Linked DNA regions of Homo sapiens: region 1 is linked to region 2. A link is a loop called in an ENCODE intact Hi-C map of the cell type or tissue named here. Cell type or tissue: HCT116. All regions are shown on one strand. Links, peaks and the distances in the headings refer to the core of each region. The heading gives the core; the rest is flanking DNA.

Region 1 (10,986 bases), core at 1,476-9,475, 160 kb before region 2:
ATGCATGGCCTGTAGGAATCCATGGAGGGGAGCTCCCAGGACTGTATCAAGCACATGGAGATGATAGGGAGCACCTAAACCCTCTTGGATGAATTATTAACACCATGGGCAACATTCTACACATTTGTAATAAAGTATGGCGGTAAGGAAGGCAAAAATATCACTTACCCACAAAGAAATGTCCAAGCACAAAAACATCCATACCGACATTGTGTTTATGTTCAAGACAAGCTCACACACCCTTCGGCCAAGATGGCACTATTATGTTCTATGGAGTCCTTGCCAGTCACAGCAAATAGGAAAACTAGGTCAGCGTGTGTGAGTTTATGTATGTGTGTGGTTTTGTGTGTGTGTTTGGCAGGAGAGAGAATGCCATAATTAGTGACTATGAAAATATTCCCATATTTTCCACCGGCTGGGTCAATCTTTCTTCTCCTCACTGGTTTTCTTCCTTCCTAGGCACTCAAACCCCAATATCTTCCTATTTGCCTGCAGGCACTGTGCAGGTGCCCTGTGAACCATCTCATTATTGAAGATTATTTGATTTCCTTGCCTTTTGTCATCAAGCCAGGCGCCATGTTGAGTCCCTATAGGGAGGGGCTTCCCTTTTCCCAGATGTTGAGTTCCAAGTTTGTGTTAAGATAGATGAACCCCAGATATACAGAAGATCCTTAAGGAGCACATAACTTGTTCCTTGGCCTTGCTATCTCCACTGATGACCTACCTTAGCAATAACCCCCAAAACCTGTCCCCTTGAAGCTCACCCATCTCTGTGGCCACTGGACAGTGGCTACCTTTTCTAGCTTTCACAAAACACTATTTTCTGGAAAATAATCTTATGCTTGAACACTTTCAGAGTTGAGCTGTTTTGTGGTGGATGAGAGACTGGGCAAGGTGGCCCAGCCATAGGCTGATTTTCATGTCCCTGGGAGGGAATCCAGCTAGCTTTCAGTGGCTGGAGAATGAGTTCAGTGTACTTGAAAATACATGGACACTTTTTGGGGGGAGTGTGTTGGTTTTGTCTTTCCCAAGCCCAGTAATAATAAGTTCTTTCACCCTCAGCTTTGCTAAGACCTTACCCTTCCTCTTCCCTCTGGCCTCTTCCTCTGCCCACTTCCTAATCCACAAATAGAGCCAAGATTTCTCCTTCCTTGATACTCCAGAATCTGTCACAAAGGGAGAGTCAAGGGGAGTTGGTAGTCAACTGCATATTTTCATTAAGGCTATGTTAAGAATTGGGAAGCATCTCCCCAGCCTCAATCAGGAAAGGGATGGGATCTTGGGTGCAAGAGGTAGCTCTTCTTCACCAATGTATTTAGGGTCATGAGGATTGTTCCTTATCCCCTGAGCTCAGGGCCTCAAGCCTCCCAAACTCCAGTTCCACATTGAGATGTGTGAAGTTTCTTATCCCTTGCCCTGCCTGAGGGCTGAGTAGGACACTTGTGGCCCTGTGGTGCCTATGCACCCCCAAGAATAACACCATATGTCTGCATACAGTTCAGTATGATGAAGGAGCAGAGAGCATAAGTCTAGATTGTGAGGGTTGTTCTTTAACAGATTTTATTCTCATTATTTAAGCCTCTAAACACTTGTCCAGTTGGGTTTTGTGTTTATTAGAAAGGAGGTATTCATTGAACAAATGATAGAACCTGGGAGAGAGGGAGGTGTGTGATGCCACTGTCAAAACCCCTCCCTAACCCAAGAAGTCAAGTCATCAGTAAGAGCTGGACTTGACTTCTTTTCTCTAAGCCCAGTCTTAAGATACACCCAACTTCTCCAAACATGGCAAAGACAGAAGAAACCACTTTTCTTTAAGGAGAAACAGCTATATATGGTAAGAATGACTACCACTGTAAATGAGAAACAGAGACAAGACTCTTCAGAGGAACTATACTGTGAGCAGCAATACATTTTCTCTAATTGGGTGAAAATATTTCTTGAGAGAAATGTTGCTGGGAGGAGGGGATGGAGGAGAACTCTCTGGCTGACTTGAGGAAACAAACCTTATAAACAGAGCCTGAGGAGGCATGGGGATGGCCTGATGTCCCTTGGATCCTTGGTCCAGGCTGCCAGGGCCTGCCCAGAGATACAGGCTACTCAGAGAAGATGGAAGTGGATTGCCTCAAATTGCTCATCATGAAACCACACCACATTCTTTGGTTTTCCAAGCTATCTGTGACCTGCCTATTATTGAGATCATGCAGACTCTTATAATCTACTTGAAGGCTGCAGGATGCAGATGTCAGCCCTTTCCTTCTTCAGGAAATAGGGAGTCTTTCAGTCACAGGAATATCTAACTCTGAGTTCTGCCTGAGCCTCACTGAGTTCTAACTCAGTGAGTATCTAACTCACTGAGTTCCTCAGTGAGTGGACATCTTTCCCTTGCATTAATTACACTTCTCAGCCCTATTGTTTTCTTTAGGCTCTGGCCAAATAACTGACTTGCTCTTTGAGTTTCAGCATCCTTTTGTCCGCAGAGGTAGCCCTGATTTCTGGTGGGCTTGCGCTTTGTAAAAAAAGGCTGGCATGCTCCTGGCCAGCCTTTTCTTTTCTTCTCTGTTTAATTGGATAAAAGCACTGAAACAAATGCCTCATGTTTTTTAAGATATGCTTTAAGAGTCCATAGCAAGAACTGGGCATCTTGTACCAAGAATTTCTGCCAATCACCTCTCCTGTGCTGGATGACTCTTCTCCATAGGGTGAATGGGCTCCAATCCTGCAACCCCTAATTTATCTCCTTCTGCTATGAGTATCCTAAGGTCCTCTTTCTCTTGATTTGTTGATAATATCTTGTCCAGGATCACCTCTTCTGTCTGACCTGCTTGAGGGTTTCTTCTAAGAAGCTTCATGGGCACAGCTATAAAGTCAGCCCTTGAATCATACATGGGTTGATGAGAAACAAAACTTAGACTGGGGAAGGGGTTGGGAATGGGGATTGTTAAACAGTGTTTTGTATCTGAAGACTTCAAAAAGTGTATCCCAAGCCACATAATTTGGGCTTCTAAAAACTTTTGAGGACATAGATAAAAAAGGAAAAGTCTTGAGACTAGTTCTGATAATATTCCAGTCACAAGACTGTCAAATGTCTGGTTCTGACTTCCTAGGATGAAGTTCCCTGGATTGAGCAGTGTAGAGTGTGCAGCAGTCCATGAAGGACACATCCCCCCAGAATTGATCTTCCCATATTCTTGCCCAACTGTATGTTCTAGATGTTTTCAGTCTTTCTGGTTTAGATTTTCCCTTGGGCCTCTTGATAATCCATTCTTTGAGTACCTTACCGAGCCACATTTTGTCCCTTCCCAGAGGACCCTTCACTGAATAGATTTCTAAACCCCTCATTAGGTTACATTTAGGGCCCCTCATGGACCAATGGAGGAGGCCTTTGTCCAAGACCTTGCTTAGCTGGAACTTGGGTGGGCCTCTCCCATAAAGCCTTGTTACCGTAGGAAAACAAAACAATGAATTAATGGAACCCATGGGCAGGTCAACTTGGTGAGAATTTGAGATCTTGGGAGAGTGTGGGGTCAGGTGAGGTGGTGAGGTCCAAAAACAAAGGCAGGTACTGGTTGCAAAATAGGATCCCAAGTGTGTTCTGAGTATAGAAGGATCCGAGTGTGTTCTGTGAGTAGAAGGCAAAGGGGGTGGCAAAATATGATCCATGAACAATCTTGGATCCAGTATCACACAGTGCTGTGATTGAAGAAAGGCACCCAGTCGTGATAATGAAAAGAAGGAAAGTGAGGGGATACTTCAATCCAGTCTGAGGTCAGAAGTATGTAAGCAAGAATGAATGATGACTCAATTGAGCCCGTGGGGAGAGAGAGAGAGACAGACAGACAGACGGACAAACATCTTCCCTCAGCTCCTGGCACTAAACAATATGTGTGTTATGGTCTGAATGTGTGAGTCTCCCAAAATTCATAGGTTGAAATCATAACCCCCAAGATGATGGTATTATTAAGAGGTGGTGCCTTTGTGGGGTGATTAGGTCATGAAGGTGGAACCCTCATGAGTGAGATTAATGCCCTTATAAAAGAGAACACCGAGAGCTAGCTAGCTGCTTCCACCATATGAGGTTACAGTGAGAAGATATGCCCTCATTAGACACTGAATCCACCTGGATCTTGGGCTGTGCAGTCTCCAAAACTATGAGAAATAAATTTCTGTGGTTTATAAGCCATACAGCTTGTGGTATTTTTATAGTCCATTGTCAAATGGACTCAGACAGTACATTTTCATGGTTGCTCTATCTTGCTCCTTACACCATGGATTTTGATGTAACTGCTCTATACATCTATCCTCAAAAGGAAGCACATGCAGGTGCCTATAGGATACAAGATGCAAAAAGTGTGTCCTGGAGGAGAATGGGGATAGTCTTGACTGGCAGGCTTAGTGATGTCCCATTTTCCCATGTTGACAGCTGTTGTGGGACCTCAAGTTCTTGCCTTCTTAGTTAAAAAGAATTTAAACAAGAGACACACAGCGAAGTAAATGCAGTATACAGTAGTTTATTGCAAAAGAAAAAGAATATTTTGAGAGTTAAGTGCAGAATAGACAGTACACCCTGAGGGAGAGAGGATTCAGGGTGGGCTATTCGTAAGAATGAGACAGTAAAGACTGGCACTAGGGCGACTCCCTTTATGGGAGTTGGACATGATTATTCATAAGGGGTTGGGAAAAGTTGTTACTAGTAAGCATATTCTGGGTGGTTTTCTGGGTGCACAGATGCAGTAGCAGTACATATTTGTTCATAGATTGCATATCTCATTAGCATCTTAAATCTCCACCCAGGGGTATGTTTTTTACTATTATAATGAGCAAAGAGTCAGTTTGAGGACAGGTGAAATCAAAATGCACATACTCTCTGCAGGGGAAATTCCCTACTAGAGATAGCTTTGCTTGAATGAGCTGGACTACAATGCGAATGCTGAGGTTTATTGTGTTGACTGTACCATCATGGCTGCCATGTCCTGAGGACATTGCTACTTCCTTGACTGCCTATCCTGCCTCACCCACATCTCTGAATTTGCCACTCTCCTTTTATCACTTATCCCACCACTTCCTTTCACATTTCATTCCTATGGTTCTGTTGTCAGGTCAACACCATGCTGCACAGGGGACCTAGAATTCTATGAGGCAAGCAAGGAAGAGGGATACCTAGAATAACAGAAGAGATTAATCACCCTTTTCAAAGAGAAGGTTGGTCTGGTACCACCTTAGAGACTTTCTGGTGAGCTCTCTGTGCTGGAATATCAGGAGCCCAGGTAACGTCAACCGAATGTAGGAGCAAAGGAAATCTGTTGGAAGCTGAGTTAAATGCTTTATTGGGAATAGACTATTTCAATAGTTACCCTGAGCACCAGGGATTACTTGTGCTAGGTCAAAGGGTCAATGTCAATACTAGTAGGGCTTATGTGTGTACCATGCTTTGTCATTTGCAAGCCCTGCCATGCACATTGTTCCAGGGAATCATCACAACAACACTATGATGTTGGCAAACCAGGGGCTCTTTCAAATGAGGAGTCTGAAATTTAGGGAAGTTGAAACTTGACTAAAGTCAAGACCTCAAATTTCTGCCTGCCAAACAACCAATGCTTCGTCTATTACATCTCACCACATCATCTAGCAGTGAAGACCCATTGCCCTGCACCATCCTTGTTTAATTCACATAAAGGGGCAGAACAAAGATTAGGACAAGTATTCCAGGTTCTGACTTACTTCCTTGGAGCCTCTCCTTGAAGAGCTCTGTTTTCTGAGGACCGAGTCTAAAAACTGAGGCCCTCAGCCACTGGGGACATGAAATTTCTTGGAAAGGAAAAATTAAGTCTTGGGTTGACTAGCAAAACCTGACCTTTTCAAGCTCTAGCTCTAACATCTTCTTGTCTCTGAGTTGCTGCTGAAAGACAAAAATATGAGAGTTTGGGACCCATTTCTCACTCTCATTCTAATCAAGCAGCAGATATTCATTATTAATGAAATATATAACTATGTTAATTTAATTGATATAGGTATTGTTTCCAGGATATTCATTTAAAAAACACTTCATTTTATAAAGCAGTTTTAGGCACACAGAAAAATTGAGCAGAAGGCACAGAGAGTTCCCATATTCCCCCCTCCCCTCACCATACAGCCCTTGCACTGTCAACATCCCTCACCAGGGTGGTACATTTGTTGCAGTCGGAGAATCTGAATTGACACATCATTATCACCTAGAGCCCATAGTTTACATTAGGGTTCACTCTTGGTGTTGTAGATTCCCTGGGTTCTGACAAATATAAAATAACATGTATCCACCACTATAGTATCATACAGAATAGGTTTGCTGCCCTAAAAATGCCCTGTGCTCTGCCTATTCATCACTTCCTCCCCTTAACCCAGGGCAACCACTGATCTTTTTGGTTGTTTTGTTTTGTTAGAGACCGGGTCTCACTCTGTTGCCCTGGCTTGAGTTCAGTGGCATAATAATAGCTCACTGCAGCCTCAAACTCCTGGGCTCAAGTGATCCTCCCACTCAACCTTCCGAGCAGCTAGGACCACAGGTGCACACAACCACATCTGCTAATTTTAAAAAACTTTTTGGAGAGATGGGAGTCTCACTATGCTGCCCAAGCTTGTATTGAACTCCTGGCCTCAAGCAATCCTCCCAACCCAGCCTCCCCAAGTGCTGGGATTACAAGTGTGAGCCACCACGCCTGACCAAAACCACTGATCTTTTACTGTCTCCATAGTTCTGTCTTTTCCAGAGTGCCATATAGTTAGAATCACACAGTATGCAGCCATTTCAGGTTTTTTTTTTCACTTGGTAATAAGTATTCAAAGTTCTTTCATGTACTATTAGTTTTATTTTATTTTTAATTGACAAATAAAAATTGTATGTATTTGTGGGGTCCAAAGTGATATTTTGATACATGCATACATTGTGGAATGATCAAATCAGAGTAATTCGTATGTCTGTCACCTCAAATATTTATCATTTATTTGTGATGAGAACATTTAAATCCCTCCCCCCTTTTTTTAAGAGATAGGATCTCAAACCCCTGGCCTCAAGCAATCTCTTGCCTCAGCCTCCTGAGTAGCTGGGATTACAGACACGAGCCATCATCCCCAGCTTTAAAATCCCATCTTTTAGCTAGTTTGAAATATATAATACATTATTACAAACTATAGTTACCTTGCTGTACAAAAGAACACCAGAACTTATGCCTCCTAACTGCAACTTTGTACCTACTGACCAACATCTCCCATTTCTCCATGAAACCACCTCCCACCAGCCATTAGTAACCACCTTTCTACTTCTATGAGTTCAGCTTTTGTAGATTCTACATGTAGGTGAAGTCATATATTTGTCTCTGTGCCTGGCTTACGTTACTTAAAATAAGGTCTTTTAGGTTCATCCATGTTGCTGCAAATGACAGAATTTCCTGTTGTGTTTTTTAAAGGCTTAATGGTTTTCCATTGTGTACATACACCACTTTTTTTTTGAGACACAGTCTTGCTCTGTTGTCCAGGCTAAAGTGCAGTGGCATGACCATGGCTCACTGCAGCCTCAACCTCCCAGGCTCAAGCAAACCTCCTGCCTCAGCTCCCACAGTAGCTGGGACTACTGGGACTACAGGCATCTGCCACCACACACAGCTATTTTTTTTTTTTTTGTATTTTTTGTAGAGACTGGGTTTCCCATGTTGCCCAGGCTGGTCTTGAACCCCTGGGCTCAAGCAATCCACCCACCTTGTCCTTTAAAAGTGTTGAGATTACAGGTATGAGCCACCACACCCTGCCTGACTCTGGAATGCTTGACCAAAACCTCCAAGGGTATAAAATATCTAGTCTTTCTGCTTTCAGCAGGCTCTCCTAAATCAATTCCTAAATATCATTCAGTCATCCAAACTGCGTAAAGAATATCATCACACTTTCAAGTTATTAGTCTGAAAAGAAATCTCACACTGATGAAGAAACAAAGTAAATATAGTTAATATAGAGAATCAATTAATTAAAAAATCATTCATTTCAACTTGCAAGAGGGATGACTACACATGTTGGTAATAATCAAGTTTGCAGCCTATTTCCCCCAAAATGCACACTTCCTTGAGGTATATAAAGTTTTTACAATAGAATCTCATCTACTCTAACCTAAAGTTGGAAGTTGTCCCCCTAGCTAGTGATGAACACTTGGTAAACTTTGGAGAAAAAGTTGGAAGGCGAATGTCCCACTGCGTGTCTTGGAATAGTTGCTTCTTTCTTATGAAGACAGATGTGATAGAAACCATGAGAGCGCTGCACAAAGCAGCTGAAGCTGATGGGTGACATTCAGGTAGACAGCTTGGGGTCAACAGAGCAACCAGTGCATCTACAATATTGAAGGACAAGCTGGAGAGAACCTCAGATATAGATCAAAATATCCAGGTGGTAAATCAATACACATGAACTGCAGATCAGCCCTGTTAATGTTGTATTTTTTTTAGTGTGTTTCTTTCTTTCATTCTCATCTTTGTTGGTAATGTAATATTTTTCCCAGATTCATTAAAGAAAATAATATATATAGTTATATATACATATATATATATGAATTATATCTTCATTGGGAATTAAGTCAAACTAATTAATATTTATCACCTCACATGCTTCGAATCCTGTGCTGAGAATTCTGAAATCTGCTCTCATAGCCATCTTCAAGTGTACAATACATATGTATAACTATATTCACATTGCCATGTCATAAATATCCAGAAATCTCTAGTTAACTTTCTGATAAATTGTATCCTTTGACCAACATCTCCCTATGCCCATCTTGCCCCTGCCCTAGGCCATGAAGCCCAACTATCCACTCTAAACTTCTATAATTTTCACCTTTGTTGATCCCACATACAAGTGAGATCACGCAATATCAACATTACAGGCCTGGATTGCCCACTAGACAGGAAAACTTCAGGTTTATTCATGAAGTCAAAAATGACAGATTTTCCACTAAAAATGTGAATAGTATTCCTTTTTATGTCTCCACTGATGCCTAGGAAAATTTTGTACCTTACAAAAAGAAAAAGCCTACAACCAACATAATCTCGTACATATTTACTGTGTACATGGATTTCCTTAGGCTGTATGCCCAGATGGGAATGCTTAGATCCCAGTTCCACTAATTATTAATTAAACAGCTTCCACATTGCTCCTTACCACCACTGGCCTAATTGACTATCTCAGCAACATTGCACCAGGATGCCCTTTTCTCCCCATATTAGACAATAATTATCTTCCGGGCATCTCAGAAAACAAGCTGAACAACAAACCCTCTAGAAAGGCCACACTACAATCCATGCTGACTCGTTTGGAGGGCCCTTGAGATGTATATAAAAGACTTAAGACCATGAATGAATCCCATGACACTAGCATTCCAGACATTAAAATTTCTTTTCAGCTTTTCCCTTTTGGGCACAGCTCTTTGGAAACAAATTTTCTATGGCTTGCCAAAAACAGGCAGGGCCCCAAATATCTGAATCTCCTTTCCCAAACTTCCTGAGTTTCTACCCGATTCCTGCCGACAATTGAGCTCTTTCTTTGACTCACGTGCTCACAAAGCAAAGAAGAAGGCTGTAGAGATAAACACAGGAACCCATCGGCAGCTGGATCAGTCCAGTTTAAACGACAATAAATATGATACACACTAACCGTGTGTGACGTCTTCATTAGGGAATTCACTAGAATCGGCCGAATTCACACACTTATCACCACACATGCGTCCCCTGTCCCCGCTCAGGAGAATTTTCAGCTCTACTCCCGTGGATATATTCACGAGAACCTTACATTCTGCTCCACCGTACTCACGTTGCCCTGCCACGGATATCCAGGAAGCACTCCACCTGTCTCTCGGAAACTTTGTGCCCTTTGACCCACATCTCGCATTGGCATCCTTTCCCTGCCCCTACACCTGCCCCTACACCGGCCCCAGGCCCAGCCAACCACCTTTCTCCTCTCTACTTTCCTGATCCTCACAGCATTTTCTCCATCCAACATCACAAGGAGATCACGCAATACGGGTCGGATGGGCCTGGCTGATTTCACTGGGCACCATGACTTTTGGGTCCATGCATAACGTCCCAGATGACAGGCTTTCCTTTCCTTTCCCTGATGTGTTTGTTCTACGAACCCTATTCATTTGTCCTTCTCTAGTCATCTGCTGAAGGGTACTTCGGTCGATTCCACGTCTTGGTTACAGGCAGCGTGCCGACAACCAATGCAGCAGGACACATATTTGCACCACAACCCGATTTCGTGTCCTTAGGCGATACGTCCAGAAGTGGGATGACTGGATCCCAGTTCCAGCGGTGATTTCTTGAGCAACCCCCCCGTATCGCTCCCGGCCACCCCTTGAGCAGCCCTTACTGTGTTGGCACCTCCCACACCCAGCTGGCCACGCAGCCCTGTCCTCAGGCCTCACTCCTCTCTGCGCCAGGTCCAAGGCAGAGACAGCGAGCCTGAGATGTCCCCGAAAGCCGTCAGGGCGTGACCGGATCCCACGGCACCGGCCCTGCGGATGTTCCATTTCCTTTCGCCTGCTTGCTTTCTGGCGGACGTCTCCGCGCACGCCGTTTCTCAGACTCGCCTGGGACAGCCTGCGCCTCGCACGTCTCCCTCTCCCTCTCTTCTCTTACCGAGTTTCTCCTCCCCACACCCCGCCGGGTCCTGCCTAGAGTCGTGTGCCCCTTCCTTGATTCACGTGCTCACCGAGCGAGCGAGGCGGAGGGCTGTGGCCATACACACACGATGATCCCATCCGCAGCCCGCCGGGATGGTCCTGAGCTCACAGCAACACCCGTCGGGTACACAAAGGGGAGGAGAAAATCAGACCGTGAGGCCTAGGAGGAACCAACTCAAACCTGGCTGGTCGTGGGCAAAATGTGGCCCTCTGGCCCACTCTCCTCTGCTGCCTGTTTCTCCATAGAAAACTAAGCTGGGACGAAAGCACACCCTGTCCTTTCCTAACGTCGGTAG
Region 2 (10,986 bases), core at 1,830-9,829:
AGAACCTGTAGCCAGTGGGTGGTTTGTTGCTCCCTGCTGCCCGCAGGTTAAGGGCAATCCCCCAAAAACTGTTTGGAAACTAAGGATTTCTTAGTCCCTTTTCCTGCCAGAGCCCAGGGCCCATCTAGGTATCTCCAGAATCTTGGCCTTGGAATTATTTTGGAGCCTTCACTTACACTCAGCTTCAGTAGAGGCCAACCTCAATGCCTTTAGGAATTAAGGGAGCATGCACCGTAACAGCCCAGGGCCTCATCCCAGCATCTCCAAGGCCTGTGAGTCAATGCAGTGTGAGGTGTCATTAGCTCTACCTTCCAAACATAGCCATTTCCTGCTTCACATCAGAACAGTTTTGATATGGATAGACCCCTGAAACCATCACCACGGTCAACAGTGAGAATATCTGTTTCCCTCAAGTTTTCCCATGTTCCTTTGTGATCTCACCCTCCCGCAGTGCCACCCAAACCCTTTCTGTCACTATGGTTTGCATTTTCTAGAGATTTCTATAAACACAATCATCAGTGTGTACTCTTTTCCTTTGGGCAGGGGGAGTCTGACTACTTTCACTCAGCATAATTATCCCGAGATTCACCGAAGTCATGTGTGTCAATAGTCCATTCTTCCTTTTCATTGCTGAGTAATGTTCCATTGTATGCATATCTCACAAATTGTTTATCCATTCACCCACGGATAGACATTTGGATTATTTCCCATTCTTGGCTATTACAAATAAAGGTATTATGAACAGTCATGTACATTTCTCATTTTTCTCTGGGAATGGAACAGCTGGGTCATATAGTAGATATTTAACATTTTAAGAACCTGACAAACTTTTGTAGAGTTGTACCATTTTACATCTCCATCAGCAGTGTAGGAGAGTTCCAGTTCCTTCAACATTTGGTATTATTTTTAGCCCAGGCTAGCCTCGAATTCCTGGGCTCAAATGATCCTCCTGCCTCAGCCTCCCAAGTGGCTGGGACTGCAGACTTGAGCTACCATGCCTGGCTTGCACTTGGTATTTTAAAAGGGAAAAACTGTAATGTGTTACAGAGAACCCAAAACTTCCCAACAATTTCCTAAAATCTAAGTAAAACACATTAAGTGCCTGTATGAAAATAGCAAACTGTAATGTTGGCACATAAAAAGCTTAAAACATTATTTCTTCATCACCAAAAATTAATACAGTTGCTTTGCATTCAGTAAACCTGTGGTGCTTTTCTTGGTGCATCAGAGACACCTATCACTTTTGTTGAGGATTCTGAAGTTCTACCTTTACATGGAATGTAACATGAACTTTCCCCACAGATTGTTTAAAATGTTGCACTAAGTTTTTAAATGTAAGCAAATTTTTCCCAAACTGCCCAAAAAATATTGAGATACAAATATTCTGTGATAATGTGGGTATTAAAAATTAGGCCAGGTGTGGTGGCTCACGCCTGTAATCCTAACACTTTGGGAGGCTGAGGCAAGTGGATCACCTGAGTTCAGGAGTTCGAGACCAGCCTGGCCAAAACTGTGAAACCCATCTCTACTAAAAATACAAAAAATTAGCCAGGCGTGGTGGCGGGCGCCTGTAGTCCCAGCTACTCGGGAGGCTGAGGCAGGAAAATGGCATAAACCCAGGAGGTGGAGCTTGCAGTGAGCCAAGATTGCGCCACTGCACTCCAGCATGGGCGACAGAGCGAGACTCTGTCTCAAAAAAAAAAAAAAAAAAAAAAAAAAATTAGCCGGGTATGGTGGCAGGTGCCTGTAATCCCAGCTACTCAGGAGGCTGAAGCAGGAGAATCTCTTGAACCCAGGAGGCGGAGGTTGCAGTGAGCCAAGATCACACTATTGTACTCCAGCCTGGGCAGCAAGAACAAAACTCCATCTCAAAACAAATAACTAAAATAAAAATTAGAAGACGTTCTACTAAGACAACATTCTGTGGCTTTATTTCTGGCTCCCCCCTGGGGAACCAGCAATTCTGGAGAATTGCTCTCCCTATGCCATCCCCTTGAAGTTGTGTGACACCAAGTGACTTGTCTGGCTGGTAGCAGAAGTGATAGATGTCACTCCTCGGCAGTAGTTTTGAAAGCCAGTATGCAATTTATCCATTCTACCCTCTGCCACATCACCAGCTCACAATGGTCACTCCACCTGCCTGGTCCTAGAGGACAATGACCTAAGGCCCAGAGTCCTCAGCTAGCCTATGAAGAACATATAGGACAAATAAATTCCTATTTGTCCAGTTTAATCTGTGAAAGAAATCTTCGTGGTGTCAAGCCGCTGAAATTTCAAGGTTGTTACAATATAACACAGCCTGTCCTGCCAAGTACATGAAGTCAATCTTGGACACTCATGTTTTGCTAGGGAAGTGAAATTCTTTAGGTTTTCGCATTGCCAATGAGTTACACCCAATGTTCTTGTGTATTTTGTAATCTCTTCTAATTATGTTATTGGTTTGCCTTTCTCGTTCTCAATCATATTTTCACTCTCCTGCTATCTGAATCAACTTTACCAGGGATTTATATATTTCAGTTTCCAAAGAGCCAGGTCCTTTTAAACTTTGCTCTTTCTAGTTCATTCAGCTTCAACATGAAGGAAAAAGTCTAGCATGGTGGTCAAGGTCATGGGCTTGGAGCCAAGTTCCCTACACTGGAATCCCAGCCTTGTCAGTGTCAGGCTGTGTGATCTAGAACAATGACCAATCCTCTTCTGCCTCTGTTTTCTCTGTAAAATGGGATGAGAGCACCTAATTCATTGGAAGGACTACTGCATGTAAAACCGTGCCTGGCATTTGTATATGTTCAACAAACATTACTTATTATAAGTGTCTCATCCTCTTACCAAACTACTGAAATTAGCATCCAGCTCATTTTTCAGTCTTAAAAATATGCAAACACATGCCCTCAGATTTCAGCGTAAATTGTGTCCCATTATTTTTGGTACAAAATGTTCCCTTTTCATTGTTATGGTTTATCTTGATTTCTTATTGAATCTAGGTATCTAATCTCATAATTTCTCAATTCAAACTAAGAATTTATCTTTACTTCATTTCTAGTTTTATTGATCAGAAAAGACCCTTGAAAATTTTAAGTGGACAAATATATATCCTACATATTCCGCAGAAAGTATGTTCTTTGCATAGTTGTTTTATTCATATACTTTGTTTTGCCTACTAGATAGTCTGGTCATTGTTAAGAGGTATTTTCAACAGCCCCACTAAGATTGTTCTTATCAAATTTCATTTTTTTTTTGTGAGGTTTTTTTGCTTTTACAGTTGGGTAGAGGTAGATCAAGTTTGACTACCATATTTCCAATTTAAGTCACGATTACAGTATATAAAATCCCAGTTTGTCCTGTTCCTGCTTTAATAGTCTCAACCTTTCTTAAATTCCCATTTGTCCAATGACATCACCCCACCTGTTTTTTCATCTCTGCCTTCCCTTAATCTAAAAATACAGTTGTGCTCTTTAATCCATGCTGACAGTCCACTTGGTAATAGGCAAAATTCATCTAGCTTCCATTTAGCTACTTGTATGTCCTATTTATTTTTGCTGAATTTACTTTGTTCCTTAGAGCGGCTGATCTGATATTTTTTCGCTTGTTAATTTAGAAGTGCTACAATTTTTAGATCTAGGAGCTACTGTTCCACTCTCAAACATCTACATTTCTGTTTAATGCACTAGCTATAAGTTACAAAGTGACCTAAGATGAGGCAAGGAGCTGTTTTGAAAAGGTATTAGCTATTTCATGTTCATACACATTGAACTGTATTAAAGTGGACTTCTGGGGGTTAGGGGTGGGGACTTTTTGGGGGTACAGGAGGGATGGAGTCTCACTCTGTCACCCAGGCTGGAGTATAGCTGTATGATAATAGCTCACCACAGCCTCGAGTCCCTGGGCTCAAGCCACCTTCCCACCTCAGTCTCCAGAGTAGAACTACAAGCATGCTCCACCATGGCAAGCTAATTTTTGTATACTTTTTTTTTTAAAAAAAAACAGGGTTTTGCCATGTTGTCCAGGCTGGTCTTGAACTCCTGGACTTAAGCGATCTGCCTGCCTCAACCTCCCAAAGGGCTGCGATTACAGATGTGTGCCACCATGCCAGCTTTTTTTTTTTTTTTTAAAAAGACCGGGTCTTGCCTTGTTGCCCAAGCTGGTCTCAAACTCCTGCCCTCAAGCAATCTGCCAACCTCAGCCTCCCAAATAGCTAGGATTATAGGCATGAACCATCGTGCCTAACATAGAGACCCTTTTTTGTAATATGCAACTTCAACACACTACATGTAGTAGGAAATCATGCTCTTGGTGTTCAATAATACATTAAAACTTACAGAAAACACATTATCAGGATGTGCAAATAGGACAAAGCACAAGTTTGCCAATAAATTGAGTTCTTACATCTAAACAATTCTTAGGTATTCCCTGCACTAGTGACATTACCTCCATCTTCCAGGCAATGTTCCAAATTTCCTCAGGCTACCTGCCGAATGTATTTAACGATTTTAAAACTTAACATTCTAGCAATGCTAGCAATATCCCTAATACTTTCAAGGCATAGCTTATGAAGTAATACACTTACACATAAGATGTTGTTTGGAGCTAATGTTAAGGGACCCACCAATCAGATTCCTATGGTTTGAGGGATATATGGTAGCTATATGGTCTGTAAGGCTGGTTATATTTAAGAAATTACCTCTTGTGCTCAGTTAAACATGGAACGTTGGGCATATGGTTATCTGTGCTCCCTCCTGAAACCCCATTAAAACCCCATGAACTGAAAGGTTGGGAGGGGGTAGAAATCAAGGGGGCAGAAGTAGCATTCAAAGACAAAAAGTGTGAAAGGGGAAACAGCAGAGGAGGAGGAATGCCATTTTGACTGGTGGCAAGCAGGTGTGCTAGGGCTGAGTTAGCAAAGCAGAGAAAGCTGGAAGTGCAGCAGCCAAGGGGAAGGGAAAGCTAAGAAGTACAGAGAATTCCAGCACAGCACTCTGCAGAGCCTCCAGCCCAGGAGAGAACCAGGGCAAAGGGGACATCTGCATGGATGGGCCAGGAATGCACTTAAGCCCTGCTTCTGCTGCAAGCCTAGACCAGAGATGGCCTAGACTGACACCAGCATGGGAATAGAGATGGTGAGAAGTGACAAGTTTCTGCATATATTGAGATACAGCCAACAGGATTTCAAAATGAAGGAATGACATGTTAGATTTCTGGCCCAAGCAACAGAAAAAAGTGAACATTAGTTGAAAACTAAGAGTTGCAGTTTTTTTGGAAAGATCGAGTTCAGATTTAGACGTTAAGTTTGAAGTGACTATTGGACAGCCAAGTGACAGTGGTAAGCCGTTATCTTTATTATTCTGGTCAGGAAGCTAGTCTGTCCTCTGCCCCAGAGAGACAGCATCTCTACCCTCCCTGCTGGTTTGCCATACAAGAGTCCTTAGTAAGCTGGTCCAGGACATAAGTCATCACAAGATATGTAGAAACGCCTTTGAGGATTGCCCTGCAATAGCATCATTCTCTTGTTTCTATAGGGTCCTGGCTTCTGGCAGATTTTTTTCCATGAGCATGCCATTCAACCAGTATGACTAATATGGCCAACATGAGCCAAGACAAAAATTCTAGTTTGTACTCTAAGCACCAGAATTAGACCAACCTGTAATATTGAGCTTAGCTATAACCCCCAGGGTTCCAGCTGAACAGATTTCAAATCATCAACATCTACCTTAGAAAGCCAAGTAGCTTGCTCCTTAAGTTTCTGTATTAACCCAAAGCATTAACCCAGGTGGAACAAGATGTATTAGCAATTGCACAGACTGCACCTTGGCACACAAGGAAGAGGTCTAGGGTGAGTCACAACCATAACAATCCTGGCCAGTGAATTAGGCTGGGCTGCTCTGTCAGGACCCAGGTAGTGTTTCCCTAAACACTTCCAGGTCTCCTGTGACCACCACTAGGGTCTAAGTCAATTGTTTTAGGAAAGAGGCAAACTGATGTCCAGCTTGATGTACAGCTTAAGTAGAAGCTACAGTGATGTGGAACAGAGCATCCCTGGACACAGCGTTTATTTTGCCTTACCCAAAGTGAGATCTATACCACTTAGCATAGGTTGACAGTGGCTCCAGCATAGACTCCCAGCCAGCTGGTAAGCCTGAAAATTCCCGGTTCCATCTACTCAGGGGGTCTGCCTGAGGAGAGTCAGTCTAGATTGCTGATAATGCCAGCTGGGTTGCATTTATCCACTTCACAAAATAGGTCAACTGTCTGGCTGAGAATGGCAGTCCCAGCAGTCAGATTGCTGTGGTTTGAGGGACATGTCATGGAGTTTCCTTCTGTATCAAAACTTCAGGGCAGTTCTGAGAGCAGGGGTCATTGTTCAATGACCCAACGTTCATTGTTCAACATGAACTTCAATGTTCCCAGTGTTTATCAAAGGTAAGTGCCACTTTGTGGATGAAGCCATCACGACCAACAAATGCATCATCTAGAGGATGGGGCAAGACAGACGTTTAAACAGTCAGCTGTCTGGCTGAGGATGGCAGACCCAGCAGTCAGATTGCTATAGTTTGAGAGACATGCCATGAGTTTTCCTTTCTGTACCAAGACTCTAGCACAGTTCTGAGAGGGGTATCACTAATGCCCCTCTTTCTTTCTCACCTCCTAGGGTGTAAGACAGGTCACCTCAGCAGATGCTGGCTTGTTTGTTGCTCTTCCATCATCTCCACAAAATTGATGTCCCATTCCAGGAGCTACAACTCCAGCTATTATCCAACCATTCCCTGCTCACACCCAGACCTTCTGTAGATCAGGTGAAAGGGATAGGACACTAAGATTTAACAGGTTTGAGTCCCCAAGGCCTCCTTTTTGGCTTAGGGAAAATAAGCTCATAAATAACCTGAGGAAGAATCTATGGAGAAACAGTCTTAGAAGGGGGTCAGAGCTGATAAAGTCAATCTTCCAGGCAGGGAAAAGGGAACTACCTTTTGTGATATTGCATGAGCTTGTGGCAGGAGTCAGAAGTTTGGTGTGCAACAGTAGCCTCTGCATCAAAACACAGTTCAGTTCAATCAGCAGCTTGATTCTAGTTAGTTTCAGAACCAGCCTTTGCCATGGGTATCTGAGGGAGTGAGCCAGATAGTTTCCAGTTTGAGAGGACTATTTGATCTGTTTCTTCCACTTAGAACATGAACTGGCAAACAGGCCATTAACAGCCCAGCAGTTTGAATTCTGCTCTGAGTAGGGCAACCACATTCACTCTTAGCTCTGCAGGGCTGGCTCTGAGGCTGAGGACTTGCATCAGCCCAGTGGACACTGAGGTTTCAACTCAGCCAGACCCTCACTGAGGCAGGCTCAGGCAAGTACAAAGGAGGGCATCTTGGGCCAGTGGCTTTTCCTCCCCAGTAGCAGAGTAGGTAGAATGCAGTTTCTCCATAGGAATTACAGCTACTTTTCCGCATAAAGCCAAGATACCACTGGGCAAAGACTGTTTCGTTCTTGGCTATGTCACGGCTATTTCTAAGCAAGGCTTTTGGGGTGCTTTCTACCTTGTTAGTCTTTGAGTGCAAACTGACCCATCCCAAAATGATAATTTCAGGACTAAGTCACAAAGCCTCTAGAGATGAGGTGTTTCATTTCAATGGGAACTCAAGAAGCCAAGAGCTACTTTCCAAAAGAGGTCTACCTGGGTAGCCCTGTCAGAGGGGCCACAACTCCAGGACACCAATGGCACCTCCAGGTGGGAGGCTGACTCCCTTTGCCAGAGGCCCCAGTTGACAAAAGTCAGACCTGTTCTGTTTCCAATGTCCAAGGAGTCCAATAAGGCATTGTAACTTACACCAGTAAGCCAGGCCCATTACTGTCAGTCTCTAAACAGCTGCTCATGGCTCAACCAGTTTCGTTCACCCAACACCCTGTGTCAGCTTTAGTGACTCCTTGACCTTCCTTCTCCCCACTAGGAAGAAAGCAAATGACTAAAAGCACTATTGGGGCTGCTTGTTTCAATCCTAGTCTCAACCCCTTAGTCTCATTAACAGGACAGTGAAGACTTACCCTCACACTTGGGCAGCAGCGTTCACTACCAGACACAGGGTCTCAAGGGACTTGCTTCTCATCTCCCCTGACCCAGCCTGCAAAGGATCTTTGTCCTTTCTCTTGCAGAAATCCAGGTTTGTGTCCCATTCTCATCACCAAAACTTAAGAACCATCAAGAGTCAAGATTTTACCCTATTTTCAAGCTAACAAGTTATCCTGCCACAGTTTTATAGATGCCGAGACAGGAAACCCCTCGTCAGAGAAAAAACGACTGACTTACTGCCTGGTAGGTGGCACAAGCTTCGTGTTTGAATCCATTTCCCCCACCCCCAGCCTCCCTTGTGCAAGTCTCATCGCAATGAGGCGCAGCCTTGAGTAGGGTAGCTCTGGCACAGCTGAGGGGATTTGAAGCTTAGAGAACCCCAATCCCCGATCATTCAAAGGAGCTGCTAGTATGTCTGATTTGACACCTATCAAGATAGACTTCCAAGAATATTCAGGAAGACAACCTAGTTTTCAATGACTTAATCTAATTCTGGTAAGATGAGTTGTCCCTGCAATTAAGGGACATTGCCCTCCTATTCCTTGTGCTCCATCTCCCAAATCTTGCTGTGTTCTCGGACACAGACCCTCAGGCTGGGTGGCTAAAATCCAGAACTCGACTTGACCACCAGCAGCTGTCATGCTGTTCTGACAGGACTGACTTCCTGCATAGGTAATTATTTTCTGATGGTTTAACTCTGCCTTGCTCAATGCTGGGAGTGGGACCAAGTTTATACAACAAATGGAGAAAAGAATTATCTGTTCTACTCTCCTAGATGTTTCCCTTCCCCAGCCTCTAATGGCAAGAACCTGGGATCCTACCTTGTTCTGACAGGACTGTTCTTTTCCCATCCCTTCAACATGAAGATTTTGCCTCAGTCTTCAGAGTCCTAGTCCTCACAGGTATTAATTTCCTCAAAAACAGATATGAAGCCTTTGAAGTCAGGGGTATGTCAGGAAAACCTGGTTTGATGAGAGAAGAAACCAGAGCACCATAGGGCTAGGATACAGGGTTAGCAAAAGTGGATTTGGTTGTTTGGTTATGTAAAATAAATAAATAAATAAATAACCTGACATTTTAATTGGGGTCTAGGCTCAAGCCTGTGTTTCATCCATTTTTCTTGAAAAGCTCTCAAAAGATCAAAGTTGTGGTAGAGTTTGAAGACACTTAGGATTTGGAAGAAACATAGGCTTTTGTCACCATTACCAATTCCACCATAACAGTTTAAGTTCCAGGTACAGTTGTCACTCCAAGATGGTTTTTCCTGAAAACAACCTATACATGTTGAGTGACTAAGGTTCAATGACATTCATAACAGACCCACCCACTATGAAGTATCTTTAAGTCTCCTACCAAAGACTAACCTCATTCTCGAGGCATGTAAACCCCATATCCCAAGATAGTGAAGCTTATCAAGTGCCTATTTAACAGTACGCAGTCATACTTCATCTTATTATACTAACTCTTTGGAGATGTCCTTAGTCCTTTTGTCTTTTAGAGCTGCTGGTCATCTGAACTTGCTGGTTCCCTCCAGCCATTCTCCTCTGCATTTGGTGGGCAAATCTGGGTCCTGCCCAGCCAAGGCTCCTGCTTCCCTGGAATCCTCTGGATAGGAAGGGAATTGAGCGCAGCTGGAGTTGCTAGCTATGCCCGGGAGGTTACCTCCACGTGTTTTAATTTATGCCCCAGGATCCTACACACAGGAGAGGAGATAGCCTTAGCACAACGACTCTCAACTGGGGTGGGGAGGTAGGTCTTGTACTGCAAGGGGACATTTGGCAATGTGTGAAGACATTTTTGGCTGTCCTAACTAGGAGGTGGGTGCTACTGGTATCTGGCAGGTAAAAGCAAGGGATGCTGCTGAACACCCTACATTGCACAGGACAGCCCTGCCCCAAACAGAATCATCCAGCTCATAAGGTCAAGAAACCTTGCAAGGAGGTAGTATAAGTCTATCCTCAGATGAGCTTGATGGGCGTTTTAAGGTATAGCATTGCTGTGAAACAAGTTCTTCATGAGATCTCAATACAGGTGCACTGAGTTTAAGTGATATCACATTAGATTTGAAAGGGCATTACTGGCTGGGCACAGTGGCTCACACCTGTAATCCCAGCACTTTGGGAGGCCGAGGCGGGCGGATCACGAGGTCAGGAGATTGAGACACCATCCTGGCTAACACGGTGAAACCCCGTCTCTACTAAAATTACAAAAAAAAAAAAAAAAAATCAGCCAAGTGTGGTGGCACTCGCCTGTAGTCCCAGCTACTCGGGAGGCTGAGGCAGGAGAATCACTTGAAACCAGAAGGCAGAGGTTGCAGTGAGCCAAGATCGCACCACTGCACTCCAGACTGGGCGACAGAGCGAGACTCCGTCTCAAACAAAAAAGAAAGAAAGAGCATTACTACCTTTCTGCTCTTATCTCTAAAACTCCAGTTTTTGCCTTCAGCAGAAAATCTGATTCAAGTCAAGTCTTGTTACTTCCTTCCTGGGACTGTTTCTCTTTGTCTCTTAAGTAGCTTCAGGATATTTTACTTCTTCCCTTTTCCCTGCTCTTCTTTACTCCCTGAGAATAATTTAAGCTCCTAGGGGAGGTTAGGCATTCTGGTTTGGGAGAAGCAGCACCTGGGCCACTATCATCAACCACTCAGGCTGGCTTCGGAGGAGTGCAGCTTTGCTGGAGTTTGTTAGTCTGCACCCACTCCCATCATTGCTGAAGCATTCACAGCCTATCTCCTGCTCCTGTCTCCAAGTCTCTATTCATCTTCCACCAGTGAGCCATTCCTGCCTACCAATTCTCTTTATGGGAAGAGTCACCATTCCAAAGCAATGATGAGTTTTCTCATGTTCTCCTGGGACACTCTGGAGCCCTGGGATATAGCAGGGGATGGGGAGTGGACTATATCAGGGCTTCTCTTGGCCTTCATGAGCCCTGCT

Evidence for each region. Hi-C counts contacts between places; a loop is a spot of excess contacts. Peaks named below come from ENCODE experiments on the same cell type or tissue, not always from the same donor. Only the 100,000 strongest peaks of a DNase experiment are listed, where the experiment ranks them.
Region 1: a loop joins it to region 2, with 2.4 times the contacts of the local background. A loop is called at or near these places in 27 of 110 quality-filtered maps.

What each region holds. Positions count from the first base shown.
Region 1 is chr9:113,089,459-113,100,444 of GRCh38, reverse strand. No RefSeq gene overlaps it. Among named protein-coding and RNA genes, the nearest start is that of FAM225B, 17 kb to the left of the region's middle. In HCT116, for the core only: no CTCF peak of the experiment used is centred there; no DNase peak of the experiment used is centred there.
Region 2 is chr9:112,934,438-112,945,423 of GRCh38, reverse strand. No RefSeq gene overlaps it. Among named protein-coding and RNA genes, the nearest start is that of SLC46A2, 49 kb to the right of the region's middle. In HCT116, for the core only: no CTCF peak of the experiment used is centred there; a DNase peak (open chromatin) is centred at 5,551.